Regions from separate parts of the Homo sapiens genome. Here region 1 is linked to region 2. A link is a contact called in ENCODE Hi-C or POLR2A ChIA-PET data. All regions are on one chromosome and are shown on one strand. Each heading gives the region's core, a stretch centred on a gene start or an enhancer-like site at or near the end of the contact. The rest is flanking DNA. Distances are from core to core; before and after follow the strand shown.

What was found. A loop is a pair of places that touch in the nucleus more often than their neighbours do. ChIA-PET counts read pairs that join two places held with the same protein, here RNA polymerase II (POLR2A). Pooled maps may share reads with other maps.
Region 1: a loop to region 2 is called in a pooled map, with 3 times the contacts of the local background. The contact joins two enhancer-like sites. A Hi-C loop is called at or near these places in 2 of 168 maps with a recorded cell type or tissue (endothelial cell of umbilical vein and mammary epithelial cell) and 4 of 50 pooled maps. POLR2A ChIA-PET finds 5 or more read pairs at or near these places in 1 of 52 experiments (activated CD4-positive, alpha-beta T cell).

The regions. Positions count from the first base shown.
Region 1 is chr2:233,119,725-233,126,444 of GRCh38, reverse strand. INPP5D (inositol polyphosphate-5-phosphatase D) reads right to left here. Exons shown (of 27, transcript NM_001017915.3): 3 at 4,188-4,338; 4 at 526-700. Among named protein-coding and RNA genes, the nearest start is that of INPP5D, 63 kb to the right of the region's middle. RefSeq lists enhancers at 1,173-1,719, 1,720-2,267, 3,404-3,904. Within about 2 kb of position 1,629, at least 6 of the 41 ENCODE cell types and tissues checked have a DNase peak (open chromatin) inside an H3K27ac peak, as active enhancers do.
Region 2 is chr2:232,849,196-232,856,593 of GRCh38, reverse strand. GIGYF2 (GRB10 interacting GYF protein 2) reads right to left here. Exons shown (of 29, transcript NM_001103146.3): 28 at 6,185-6,332. Among named protein-coding and RNA genes, the nearest start is that of SNORC, 17 kb to the left of the region's middle. Within about 2 kb of position 2,318, at least 5 of the 41 ENCODE cell types and tissues checked have a DNase peak (open chromatin) inside an H3K27ac peak, as active enhancers do.

The DNA of each region.
Region 1 (6,720 bases), core at 380-2,879, 270 kb before region 2:
CATAGCAACCCGGTGGCGTATGTGTCCCATCGGCATCTACTTCATATTTTGCCAAGTGAGAGAGTAGGAGGAGGGCAGCCCTGGCAGCCTCAGATGGATCCTTCAAGTTGGAAATGCGGCTTCAGCCCTGTCATTAGGATTTCTTTGGGGGGCAATGGAGCGTTTCTCACAAAGAAACAAAAAGTTATATTTACTAAGGCATGGAGATTACCAGGTACTAACTTATTAATTAATGTAGCACATATCCAGTGAGTGCCCACACTATGCCGGGCCGTGCCTGGAGACGGAGTGCTCCCCCACCCCCGTGGAGCACTTTTCCTGTTAAGGCCCATGCCCCTGGCCTTCTTGAAGCCAATGGTGCAAAGGCCTCTGGGGTGCAAGATGACAAGCACTCTTCTCTGGAGACCTCCCCATCTCCCTCTGGTCACCAGGCCCATAACTAGGATCGAAACCCAAGCCATCCAGCCCTGCCCTGGCTGGGCTCACTGCAGATGAAGGCCCAGCTGGACTTGAGTGGGGACTCACCCACTGGTGTCCATGCTTTGCAGTCGCTGGAACAATGTCTCGGAGAGGCTCGGCCGGCTGGTCTCGGTCGCTCGGGGATTCTCGTTTGAAAAAGGAACCTCCTTGGCCTCACAGGAGCTGGCAGTCAGCGGGATGTTTCTTGGGGGCAGCTCGGGTGGAGACACGACACTTTCTACTGGAGAGAACAGCAGGAAGGCCATTGGTGAGGACACTGTGCGCACAACCCGGCCTTCACCGCAGCCCCATGGGGTCCAGGCCACGACACCCACGTTATTGATCTCCATCTGCGTCCCCGTGTCCCTCGCTGACTCCCTCCTGGAGGGAGAGCCTCCTGCCACAGGGCCCTGGCTAGTGCAGTGTCTGCCCCACTGTGGCCATCAGCAAACACCTGCCAGGGCCAAAAGGCCTTGCTCCATGGAGGGTCTGGAAGGCCTGCAGGGCTGCTGACCTTGGATGGACTAAGCCCACAGCAGCAGGCAGGTGAGCAGGATGAGTCTGGCTCTCAGACTTTCAGGGGCTGAGACACCTGTCTCATGATGGCTGAGCCCTGGGCTAGGCAGAGGCCCAGTTCCCAGAATAGGCCAAAACCATGGAAGGGGACCAGGGGTAAGGAGACAGGCAGGCCTAGCCACACTGCCCCTCTCCCTCTCTCCCTGGTCCCCTCTCTCCAGCCTCTGTCCTTCCTTCTCTCCTCCCCCAGACTCTCAGAAACACATAAAAGAAAGCGAGGGGGTTCCCTTCACTCAGAGACATTCAACAAATGACTTGAACTTGGCCTGGGAGGTGGGAGCCCACCCATCGCCTTTAGGAGAAGGTTCATTCTGTACGTACACGAATGGAGGGTCCAGAGCTCTGTCTGAGCCTCTTCCCACACAGAGCGGCTGCCTCTGGCCCAACCACAGTGGGCCCCGGGGGACCTCCTCTTTAGAGAACAGGCCCTTCACTTCCTCTGTCTGGGGTTCTGAAGACAACTAGGAGTCTGCTTCGAGCTCCACGGTCTGGCGGTGCCTCAAGAGGCCCTGGGCCCAAACAGACCTCTTGGACTGCGCGGGCCTCATGTCGCATTGCTCTGGTTCGAGCCGACAACTGGGCGACCTCGTTTGCGGAAGTGAAGCCAGCAGTCATGAGACTGAGGTTCTTTTTTCAGCCCTCACAGAAACTTGTCGGGATCTTCCTCCAGACAGCCATGCCCAGAGGGGCCCAACTAGCTGGGATGGGCAGCCCGAGGGGAGTGAGGGTGTTTAGTGTGGAGGGCGTTTCTGCAGAACAGCTTCTCAGCATGGCCCTGGGCGCCTGGGGGCAGCTGTTCAGGTGCAGCCAGGGCGCGGTGCTGGTGAGTGACCTTGGGCTCACAATGGGACAGGTCAGCCCTAGTTCTTCCACAGCCTGACCTTCCTGATTCCAGAGGGCAGTGCTCACTCAGACCAGGGAGGCCAAAAGGGACAGGGCCTGCCTGGGACCCTTTCAGCCTCCATGGAGCTGCGGTCCTTTTGGAAACGAACAGCTGCACAACCATGAAAAGTGTGTTTCCATGAGGGTGGGAGGGAGCAGGGGGCCCTGGTGGCCCACAAGCCAGCCCACAGGTGAGGGAGAAAAAGGATGCCTGCAGCAAGCCCCCAGAACAGGCAGGAGCCAGGCAAGGGTCTCAGCGTCTGTGGACAAATCTCTCCTCTCTTCGGGGAGAGCCTGGGGGACCTGGTAGTCTCCACCTGCTGGAATTCAGGAAGAGCCCTGGCCAACTGAGGGGCCCGGTTAGGTATCTCATGGTTTTCTTTTAGGAAATAAGCCTTTAAAAAAAAAAAAAAACTTGTATTTTAAGTTCAGGGGTACCTGTGCAGGTTTGTTACATAAGTAAACTTATGTCATGGGGTTTGTTGTACAGATTATTTCATCATCCTGGTATTAAGCCTAGTACCCAATAGTTATTTCTGATCCTGTCCCTCCTCCCACCCCCTCAGGTAGGCTCCAGTGTGTGCTGTTCCCCTCTTTGTGTCCATGTGTTTTCATCATTTATCTCCCACTTAAGTGAGAACACGTGGTATTTGGTTTTCTGTTCTTGTGTTAGTTTGCTAAGGATAATGACCTCCAGCTCCATCCATGTTCCTGCAAAGGACATGATCTCGTTCTTTTTACTGGCTGCATAGTATTCCATGGTGTATATATACAACATTTTCTTTATCCAGTCATCACTGATGGGCATTTAGGCTGATTCCATGTCTTTGCTATTGCAAATAGTGCTGCAATGAACATACACATATGTGTCTTTGTAACAAAATGATTTCTATTCCCTTAGGTATATTCTCAGTAAATCCTTGAGGGGAAAAGTGGGGCATCCCCAGGTAAGCTCCTTCTCTGCAAGACTTTCTCCATCTGACTGTTGCTCTATTGGTCTTTGTCCCTATGCTGTAAAGGGCACCCTTAGTCTCACACACTTTTTAGGGACTGTATAATTTTTTTTTTTTTTTTTGAGACGGAGTCTCCCTCTGTTGCCAGGCTGGAGTTCAGTGGTGCGATCTTGGCTCACTGCAACCTCCACCTCCTGGGTTCAAGCGATTCTTCTGCCTCAGCCTCCCAAGTAGCTGGAACTACAGGCGCGTACCACCACACCTGGCTAATTTTTGTATTTTTAGTAGAGATAAGGTTTCGCCATGTTGGCCAGGATGGTCTCGATCTCCTGACCTCGTGATCTGCCCGCCTCTGTTTCCCAAAGTGTTGGGATTACAGGCGTGAGCCACTGCACCTGGCTGGGACTGTACATTTTTTTCAACATATTTTTAGGGGTTGTATTTCCCCCTCCCCCTTTTAATGATGACATAAAGAAACACCTTCCTCATCCTTCCAGTTAGGTGCAAGGGTCTCCTCCTTCACTCTCCTCTCAGTGAAATTCAGCAGATTGTAATCATGCTAATGACCGTAGCTGCATTTATGGAGTGCTTACTATGAATATGTACCAGGCTCTGGGTGCTACATTTCTCAACTCATTTGATCCTTGAGATACCATGAGAGGCAGGTACTATCGTTATTCTCTCTCTCTGTCTTTTTAAAGGCTAGTCAAGTGAAGCAGAGGAAGTTCAGTCTTTACTGTCTCTTTCTCTCTCTCTCTTTTTTTTTCTTAGACAAGGTCTCTTTCTGTCACCCAGGCTAGAGTGCAGTGGTGCAATCATGGCTCACTGCAACCTTGAACTCCTGGACTCAAGGGATCCTCCTGCCTCGGCCTCCCGAGTAGCTAGGACTACAGGCCTGAGCCACCATGCCTGAATAAATTTTTTAAAAAGCTTTTTGTAGACACAGGATTGCCTATGTTGCCCAGAAGGGTCTCAAACTCCTGGCCTCAAGCGATCCTCCCACCTCGGCCTCCCAAAGTTCTGGGGTTACAGGCGTGAGCCAGCAAGCCCAGCCTTATTTTACTGTCTCTTTAAAGAGAAGTCTGTGATTCAGAGAGGTCAGGTAATTTCCCCAAGGTCACCTGGCTAATAAGCTGGGGAGGAGGAATTTTAACCCATGTCTGCCTGACCAGAGAGCCTGTGTTCCTAACTTGTCCTTAACCCCCACGCCAACAATCTCCCTCTGATAATAGGACTCACCTAGTCTACAAGCACTCAAGGTGGGTGCAGGGCAAGTTCCCAAAAGTACCTCCTGCCGTCCTGTCCCTCCCTCCCTACCTGTGTCCTCCTCAGGGTCGTCGCCTGTGTCCTCTTCCTCCAGCGGCACAGGGTATTGCAGATGGGTCACCAGCCCCATGTTTTCCTTCTTGTAAAACTCGATGAGCTGGTCCAGCTTGGTGAAGAACCTCATGGAGACGCCTTCGGATGCCTGAGGACAGAACATCCAAACAAACGCACATGTTAACCAACTAGAATGTCAGCCAACCACAAAGGCCAACTGCAGCAGAGACCAGCGAGGCGGAGGGAGTGACTGCGATCCAGGAAAAGCCTTGGGCTCCTACGCAGGGTGTGTGACCCTCATGCCCACACCTCACATCCTGCAACCAGCAGCTGCCAAGGGCCCTTCTGCAAAAGGCACACAGAGGATCGTTCCTAAGATCTGTTTTTCTTTCCGTTTTTAAAAAACTTTTATTTTTAAAAGTGTTTTTGGGCCAGGCACGGTGGCTCACACCTGTAATCCCAGCACTTTGGGAGGCTGAGGCAGGTGGATCACCTGAGGTCAGGAGTTTGAGACCAGCCTGGCCAACACGATGAAACCCCATCTCTGCTAACAAAAAAAAAGAATACAAAAATTAGCCGGGCGTGGTGGCAGGTGCCTGTAATCCCAGCTACTCAGGAGGCTGAGACAGGAGAATCACTTGAACCTGGGAGGCAGAGGTTGCAGTGAGCCGAGATTGCGCCGCTGCACTCCAGCCTGGGCAACTCAGTCTCGAAATAAAATAAAATAAAATAAAATAAAATAAAAGTATTTTTATACAAATAGTACATTTATATTATGGCAAAATTAGAAATATGGATTTTTTTAAATAAGAAATTTGTCTGGGTGCAGTGGCTTGTGCCGGTAATCCCAGCACTTTGGGAGGCTGAGGTGGGCACATCACTTGAAGTCAGGAGTTCGAGACCAGTCTGGCCAACATGATGAAACTCAAACCCAGTCTCTACTAAAAACACAAAAATTAGCCAAGCGTGGTGGTGCGCACCTGTAATTTCAGCTACTTGGGAGGGCGAGGCAAGAGAATTGCTTGAACCTGGGAGGCGGAGGTTGCAGTGAACCAAGATCACACCACTGCACTCCAGCCTGGGCGACAGAGTGAGACCCTGTCTCAAAAAAAAAAAAAAAGAAAAAAAAAAAAGAAAGAAAGAAAGAAAGAAAGAAATCACCTGTAATCCCACAACCCCAAGATACCTATTTTCCAGTTTAGAATGTGTTTTTCTAGAATTTGTGAGTGTGTTTGGTGGGGAAGTTACTTTTATTTTTTCCTGCACGAAGAACTTTTTTTAAAAAAAACACAGGAAAAAATCAATTCCAGCAATTGTTTTGCTTTTATTTTTATTTTATTTTTTTCATTTGTTATAGTTGTTTTTGTCAAAACTCAGTAAATGATCTATCTGGTTTGTATCTGTTGCTGATAGCAGAGGACCTTGGGGGTAATTGTGCTGGCTATTCAAATGCCCTGGGGCAGATCCCCTTCCTGTAAGCCCTGTGGCTCTAGCCGGTAGTTCCAGGTGGTCCCTGAGCAGCCAGCCCCACCCCTACCTCACCCTTTACCTTCTTGCCAGGCCCTGCCCTCAGGGGCAGCTGAACAGGAGCAAGGGGTCAGGCTGTTGGTAGGTACAGGAATGAGCCCCAAAGAGGCACCCCTTCTGGGTGGGGCCTCCCTGGCCTGGAGGAGCATAGCGCCCCTGGCAACTGCTAAGTGCCTGTGATTCACCCTGTCCTCATAACAGCCACCATGTCAGTGACTTTCAGATTGTTTATTTTATTTTATTTGAGATGGAGTCTCACTCTGTTGCCCAGGCTGGAGTGCAGTGGCACAGTCTCGGCTCACTGCAGCCTCCACCTCCTGGGTTCAAGCAATTTTCTGGCCTCAGCCTCCCAAGTAGCTGGGATTACAGGTGCCCGCCACCACACCCAGCTAATTTTTGTAATTTTAGTAGAGACGGGGTTTCACCATGTTGGCCAAGCTGGTCTCGAAATCCTGACCTCAGGTGATCCACCCACCTCAGCCTCCCAAACTGCTGGGATTACAGGTGTAAGCCACCACACCCAGCAACTTTCAGGTCATTTTAAAATTAGTTGAGAAGGCGCCATCCTTGGAGTTAGAAGTCAAGGATCTCACTGCTCCTCTGGGGGCTGCCAGCTACCTTCTTTCTGGAGGGAATGGGACCCATCGCCTGTAGGAAACAAGACCCACAGGCAAGTAGAATGGAGGTTGAAAAGCCCACCCTGGTTGGTGAGCAGGTGGCATCTGGCCTGAGCGTGGCTGGGCCAAGCGTTGGCCTTTCCGCCTCCAAGTCAGATATCTACTGGGATTGGGATTGACGTGGGCAGGTGGGAGGGTGCCTGAAGGTCTTCGGGATTACAGGTAAGTGGAATCAGGAGAGATGAGGCAGGATGACCCAGACTGGGACAGATTCAGACATCAGGGAGCAGGGTTAGGACTCAGACCTGTTCCCGAGCCCTTGTGCCTGGGTGGCTAACTCCAAGTCCTAGTGAGGACACATACGCCTCTTTCAGTGACCTGTGATT
Region 2 (7,398 bases), core at 1,069-3,568:
TAGACTCCCAAGTAGCTGGATTACAGACACATGCCACCATGCCCGTCTCATTTTTTTTGTATTTTTAGTAGAGATAGGGTTTCACCATGTTGGCCAGTCTGGTCTTGAACTCCTGACCTCAAATGATCCGCCCGCCTCGGCCTCCCAAATTGCTGGGATTACAGGCGTCAGCCAACGTGCCTGGCCAGTCTTTTGTTTTTGAGCATACCATAGAAGTATTACAGGGAGACAAAGATAAAGGTCACAGCAGTAGCTTTCTGTTCTTCCAATGAGAGAGATTTTTTATTTTCTTAAGGTTCTGATATAACCTAATTAGGAAGGAAAATAAAACAAAATAGCATCACCAATTAAAAAGAACTGCAGGCCGGGTGTGGTGGCTCATGCCTTAATCTCAGCACTTTGGGAGGCCAAGGCAGGCGGATCATGAGGTCAGGATATCGAGACCATCCTGGCTAACATAGTGAAACCTCGTCTCTACTAAAAATACAAAAAAACATTAGCTAGGTGTGGTGGTGGGCACCTGTAGTCCCAGCTACTCGGGAGGCTGAGGCAGAAGAATTGCTTGAACCTGGTCGAAGGAGCTTGCAGTGAGCCGAGATCGCGCCACTGCACTCCAGCCTGGGTGACAGAGCGAGACTCTGTCTCAAAAAAAAAACAAAACAAAAAAACCCCCTGCAAACCACTGCTTCAGAGAATCAGAGAAAAGAATGGGATGTGAGTGTGTATCAAGGACAGGCTGGGCTGGCCCTGGAGGAAAGTTCATGCAGGAGGTCTACCTTAAAAGAGATGGGGGTGGGCAGGGGGGTTACCATGGAGGGTTGTATACACTAAGTTCTTTGTAACTACTTGACCACATAACTTTGAAATCTGAGTGGGATTAATACCCCTTTAAACCTCAACCCACTTTAATGGGAATACTTCTTCCCACCAGTCAAAAACTTTATGAAAGTTCTGGCCCAGAGCTTTTGATACTCAGGGTAAGAGGCTCCATGGAAGACACACTATTAAGATCCTTAGAGTCCTCGCATATTCTCTTTCCCACAGTAGACAGAGCAAGAAGATTAAAGTACTCTAACTCGATCTACTGTAAATATATCTGCAAAGGAAAAGATTTCAGTTAGCAATGTTTGATTAACCAAAAGGGAATTTGGCTTAGAAAAAGCAGTACTAGCATACCCATTGAAGGCAATAAGCAGTACTCACAAACACAACTGACAGCTGAAAACCTAATGCTGGCTGGGCACACTGGAGGCCGAGGTGGGTGGATTACTTGAGGCCAGGAGTTAGAGACCAGACTGGCCAACATGGCAAAAACCTGTCGCTACTCAAAATACAAAACATTAGCTGGGCGTGGCGCTGCACGCCTGTAATCCCAGCTACTCGGGAAGCTGAGGCACAAGAATTGCTTGAACCCAGGAGGCAGAGATTTTAGTGAGCTGAGATAACATCACTGCACTCCAGCCTGGGCAACAGAGTGAGACCTTGTCTCAAAAAAAAAAAAAAAAAAAAAAAAGAAAGAAAAAGAAAAAAAGAAAACCTAATGCCGAATGCCCAATGGTCACATGTATGTAATTTTTCCAAAACTTCTATAATTGGAGGTTGATAAAAATGATGAACAATGCCTCTTTAAACTGAGTGACTCCCCAAAAATGTTCCAGTTCTTCTACCTTGAATAAAATCCCAAACTGTTTTAGTTATTTGAATACCAAAAAGTAAACAGGCAATGTCCTTATTCTAAAAGCAGTTCTGTTAATATTAGCTGGGTTTTCTGCAGCCTCTTGTTTTTTCATGTTCAAGTTTTCAAATAAATACACATTTGAAATGTAACAGTAATAAACAAAAATGCCTTACATAAAATACCTTAATTAACTGACTCAAAAATATCATGATTCAAAAAAATAAACATGCCTATTTATTAACCAAAAAAGCTGTGGTACCAACTGCTTACAAGACCAAATATAGGGAGAGGCTAGGATTCCAAACCCCATCCTGAGTTTGACCCCATCAACTGTGTTCCAATAACCCACAAGTCTTTTTCTTCCCCCTTGAAAATAGTGACAGCCTTAGTGTTTATATATATATACATATATATGTATTTTTAAAGACAAGGTCTCACTCTGTCGCCCAGGCTGGAGTGCAGTGGTGTGATCTTGGCTCACTGCAACTTCCACCTCCCAGGCTGAAGCGATCCTCCCACCTCAGCCTCCCCAGTAGCTGGGACTATAAGCGGGTGCCACCACACCCAAGTAATTCTTGTAATTTTTGTAGAGACAAGGTTTTGGCATGTAGCCCAGGCTGGTCCCCAACTCCTGGATTCAAGCAATCCGCCCACGCTGGCCTCCCAAAGTGCTGGGATTACAGTCATGAGTCACCGTGCCTGACCCTAATGTTTATGTTTTTAAAGTAACAGTTAATTAGGCAAGTACAAGAACCTAAAGGCCAGTCTATGAAATAAAATACTACTTTATTCTGAGGCAGATTTTTCATTGACTTCACGTGTATCTTAAGAACAGATAAAATGTGATAAAAGGCAATAATGAACTATATGCAAAAGAAGTGGAAGTGTAATTTAAAAGCTAAATTAATTTTACTCATGCAAAGACAGGAAGGGAAAAGTCTGTGGCCAAAAAAAGTTGATTAATATGTTAATTATCAGTCTAGGCTTTTAGCAAACAGACATATTCTCATTTAACTGTCATTTAAAAAACCAGCAAGGTATGCATTCATCCTTTGGCTGAATGCCATTCTTTATCAAATTCAGCCATTTGATGTAAGGGAAAGTTCTGGGTACTGTGAAACCCAAGGCAACACAAACACGGATTCAATCCACTATGCCTGGCTCTAAAGATGACATTCTGTGAGGTTCAGAGCATAGTCTCACTCACATGAGTTCTTTAAGATTTGTGAGGTTGTTCTTACAAGGAAAGTCTGGGGAGAAACTGTATTGTGTGTTTATCACATCTGAGTGCAGGTTGCTGATTCACAATGACCACCTGAAGAGCTCTAAAAAAAGAGGAAGCCAGCCGGGCACGGTGGCTCACCCTTATAATCCCAGCACTTTGGCAGGCCAAGGCGGGCAGATCACGAGGTCAGGAGATCAAGACCATCCGGGCCAACATGGTGAAACCCCATCTCTACTAAAATACAAAAAGTAGCTGGCGTGGTGGCACGCACCTGTAGTCCCAGCACTCGGGAGGCTGAGGCAGGGGAAATCACTTGAACCCGGGAGGTGGAGGAAGCCTACTGAAGATAGGAGATACTGGAGAATATTGATAATTAAAATGAGGCTGTGGCCCCCTCTGCTGGTTTGTTTTAGAAGCAAAATTCTCTTTCCATCAGTGACTGCTTTTTCAACGAAGACTTCCCATTTTCCCATTTTATGCATGGGGAATGTGTAGCTAATGGATAGTTATTAATTTTTTCTCAGTATACAAATTATATGAAATATGTAAATTAAAAAGTAATAAATGAAAATGAAATAAGTATAGGACAAAAATGAGCAATTATGAGAGGAATTTCCAGAGTGAGGTTTAGGTGAGCAGTAATTTTCATAACCTCAGTGAGTATCCTCAATACTTTGTTCAACGTTTGTTTTTCTTCCCCTTCAAGGTATATGGATTCCTTAAACTCTACTCCTAGGATGACCTATCTCCCACACCCTTATAGTGAGGTTTTTAAAGTCCCTTCCTTTCTTAGATCTATAAATAGAAGATGAGATCCAAGGGAATATTTAAGTCCAAACGGTCTGACCTCATTTTCAGAGCAACCTTTTCCCTAACAGCCTATCCTCAAGTCCCAAAGCTTCTTAGCTAGAACCCACAGTTAGAATTTAAGGAATGTTTTAAAATCTATTCACCAATTTCATCCAAATTGGAAAAAATTTCAGGCTGCTCCATCCATCCTTATCAACTTTTGAGACAAGCAGAGGAAAACAGAATTGCACCAGATCTACAAGTTCCCAAACCCAGCTTTCAGGCACCAATTCTTTGTTATTATTATTTTTAAATAATATTTTAAACATTATTATTTTAAATTATTATTTTTTTGAGACGGAGTCTCACTCTGTCGCACAGGCTGGAGTGCAGTGGCGTGATCTCAGCTCACTGCAACCTCCGCCTCCTAGGCTGCTCAAGTGATTCTCCTGCCTCAGCTTCCCGAGTAGCTGGGATTATAGGCACCCACCACCACGCCCAGCTAATTTTGTATTTTTACTAGAGACGAGGTTTCACCATGTTGGCCAGGCTGGTCTCCAACTCCTGACCTCAAGCGATCCACCCGCCTCAGCCTCCCAAAGATCTGGGATTACAGGCGTGAGTCACCGCGTCTGGCTTCAGGCACCAATTCTAAAGGACAGTCCTAAAAGTTAGGTTTTACTGTCATGTTGTTTTCACCAGGGCTGGAAGGCTCTGAGGGAAAGAGAGAATCCTACCAAGGGTACAGTAAGGTTACCACCTGCCTCTCACTGTGCGGGGTCTCACGCTCTTCATGATGTCCCACAGACATTTCAAACTCAACCCAGTCAACACTCAATTCCCCTCAGCCTGTGCCATGTTCCACTGCTTATCATTTCACAGCAAATGGCAACACCATCCATCCATCCTGGTCCCCAAGCCTGAGACCTTTCCACTCTTCTTGTCCAGTTAATTCTATCCCCTACATTTCTGAAATCCATCTAACTCCTTTTCATCCCCACTACCAAAACCCTATTCCAAGTCACTGGTATCTTTTACCTAGTCTATACTGCAGCCTCCTCACTGTTCTGCCCTCCTGACAGGACAACAACCGGAACTTCCATCCTTGCGAATGTATTCTATTGCAGACAACATGGTTTTATAGCCACTAATTTTACATTCACAAATAGAAAATAATTTTAGGGCCGGGCGTGGCGGTTCACACCTGTAATCCCAGCACTTTGGGAGGCCAAGGCAAGAAGATCACCTGAAGTCAGGAGTTCAAGACCAGCCTGGCCAACATGGCAAAAACCCCTCTCTACTAAAAATACAAAAATTAGCCAGGTGTGGCGGCATGTGCCTGTAGTCTCAGCTACTCAGGAGGCTGAGGCAAGAGAATCGCTTGAACCCGGGAGGCAGAGGTTGCAGTGAGCTGAGATCACGCCACTGCACTCCAGCCTGAGCAAGAGTGAGACTCCATCTCAAAGAAAAAGAAAAAGAAAAAAAAAATGTTAGTTTCATCACTGTTGCAAAAAACATGGGCAGCCTATACTGTTTGTTATTCCTGAAACAATATTCCCCATCCTTTCTGCCATTCTTTCAAAGCCCAAATTCAGATGTCACCTTTTCAGAGAAGCTAGAGTGCAGTGGCATGATCACAGCTCACTGCAGCCTTCAACTCCTGGTCAAGGAATCCCCCTGCCTCATTCTCCCAAGTAGCTGGGACTATAGGTGGGCACCACCATGCCTGTTTTTAAAATTTTTTTTAGAGATATGGTCTCGCTACGTTACCCCAGCTGGTCTCAAACTCCTGGCCTCAAGTGACCCACCTACCTCAGCTTCCCAAAGTGAGCCACCGTGCCCAGCCTGCCTTGCATGGTCCATAATGCTAGATAAAAATAGCCGTGGGTAACACAGAAGGGTGGAAAGAAAACAGGCCTGCCTTGAAATCCCAGCATCCCATAGCAGAAAGCTATGTAACACTGGGAAATGTTCTCAATCTCTGTGCCTTGGTCTACTCATTATTGGTGAAACTGGTATGTCACCTCATAATGCAAAGTAATTCTGAGAATTATATGATACATAGAGTGATTATGAACATATACTGGTTCTCTTCTTGGAACACCTGATCGGATTAATGGTCTGCTTTCAATACAAATAAGCATTTAAGTTTTTAACATACTTTTAGTATCGTTCATTATTAGCATCATTTTCCAACTAAATTACTCAGGATCCTCCAGGGAAATTCATATTAAATATCAAACAATACTTTAAAGCACCAAACAATACTTTAAAGCACCATACAATATAAGTTGTTATTACATGAGGCACAGGTCCTGCACTGAGACGCCCAGTAAATACTGGCTACTTATTTTGAACCAGTTAAAACATTAGTTATTGATAAAAAGAAATATTTCCCTTCTTGAAAAACAATGCTCAATGGAAACTCACACAGGATAACTGGTATCACCTGCACTCCTCCAACACTCAGCTGAGACTAGGACCGTGCTCACCTAATAAACTGGGATCTGCTCGGACCATCTTCTGCTTTTTCTTCTTCTTGCCACTCTGCACAGCCTCAAAATTGGATTGTTGGTTGTTGCTTTGATTGGTCTGAAATACTGAATGGAGTGTACTGTGGTTCATCCCCCACACAGAGTCCTGTGAAATAAGCAGCATGACTGAGATTACACAGCAGATTCAGACTTGGCTCACCCTAGGAAAATGTTTGGTTTGTCCTCACCTTATCAAGAATGAGCTTAAAAGCAGAAAAACAAAAAGCTTTTCATCACATGTTCTAATAATAAAATCAAGAGCGGCCACTGAGCCACCATTTTCCTCTATTTAGACCAAGACATCCCACTCAGGGCTCAGTGCCTCCACAAAGCCTGTCCTGGTTAACTCTGGGTTTCCACCCTGCTGTGACGGCAGAACTTCTCTGGTACATACAGAGTCTGTATCAAATGCTAGGAAATGAATACTGCAAATAATCATGAGCAGACCACTGCACCTCTCACCTAACCAAGAGCAGAAAGTCTCTTTGTTCCCTGGGCCCCAGGACAGAGAGGACAGGGGTGGCATATTACCAAACAAAGTTAAAGTCGTGTACCTTATTCCTATCAGCAATCCCAGAAACGATCTGGCCCAAAAATACTGTCTGTATACTTTCTACCAACTGGTTACACTATGAAATTGCCTACTAGCCCTTCACGCCTACTTGTGGCTCTTATTAGCCAATGAGCCAGTTGAAGGCACAGGTGGTAGTAGTGGGGGAGAAGTGGAAAAAGCTCTGTGGAAGGACAAGCCTGGTGTGAGCATGTGTGTATGCGTGCGCCCATGGGTGCACGTGCTTACTGGGCTTCCATCTTCCTGTTTTAGCCCACAGAGAAGCCATTTCACAAATGCAAAGAGCCTTCTATATTGCTGTATGATGCCTTCTCCTTAAAATATTTTTCCTAGGGCCGGGCGTGGTAGCCCATGCCTGTAATCCCAGCACTTTGGGAGGCTGAGGAGGGCGGATCATGAGGTCGGGAGTTCAAGACCAGCCTGGCCAACATAGTTAAACCCCGTCTCTACTAAAACTAGGAAAAATTAGCCAGGCATGGTGGTGCGTGCCTGTAGTCCCAGCTACTCGGGAGTCTGAGGAAGGAGAATTGCTTGAACCCGGGAGTTGGAGGTTGCAGTGAGCTGAGATCGCGCTACTGCACTCCAGCTTGGGCAACAGAGT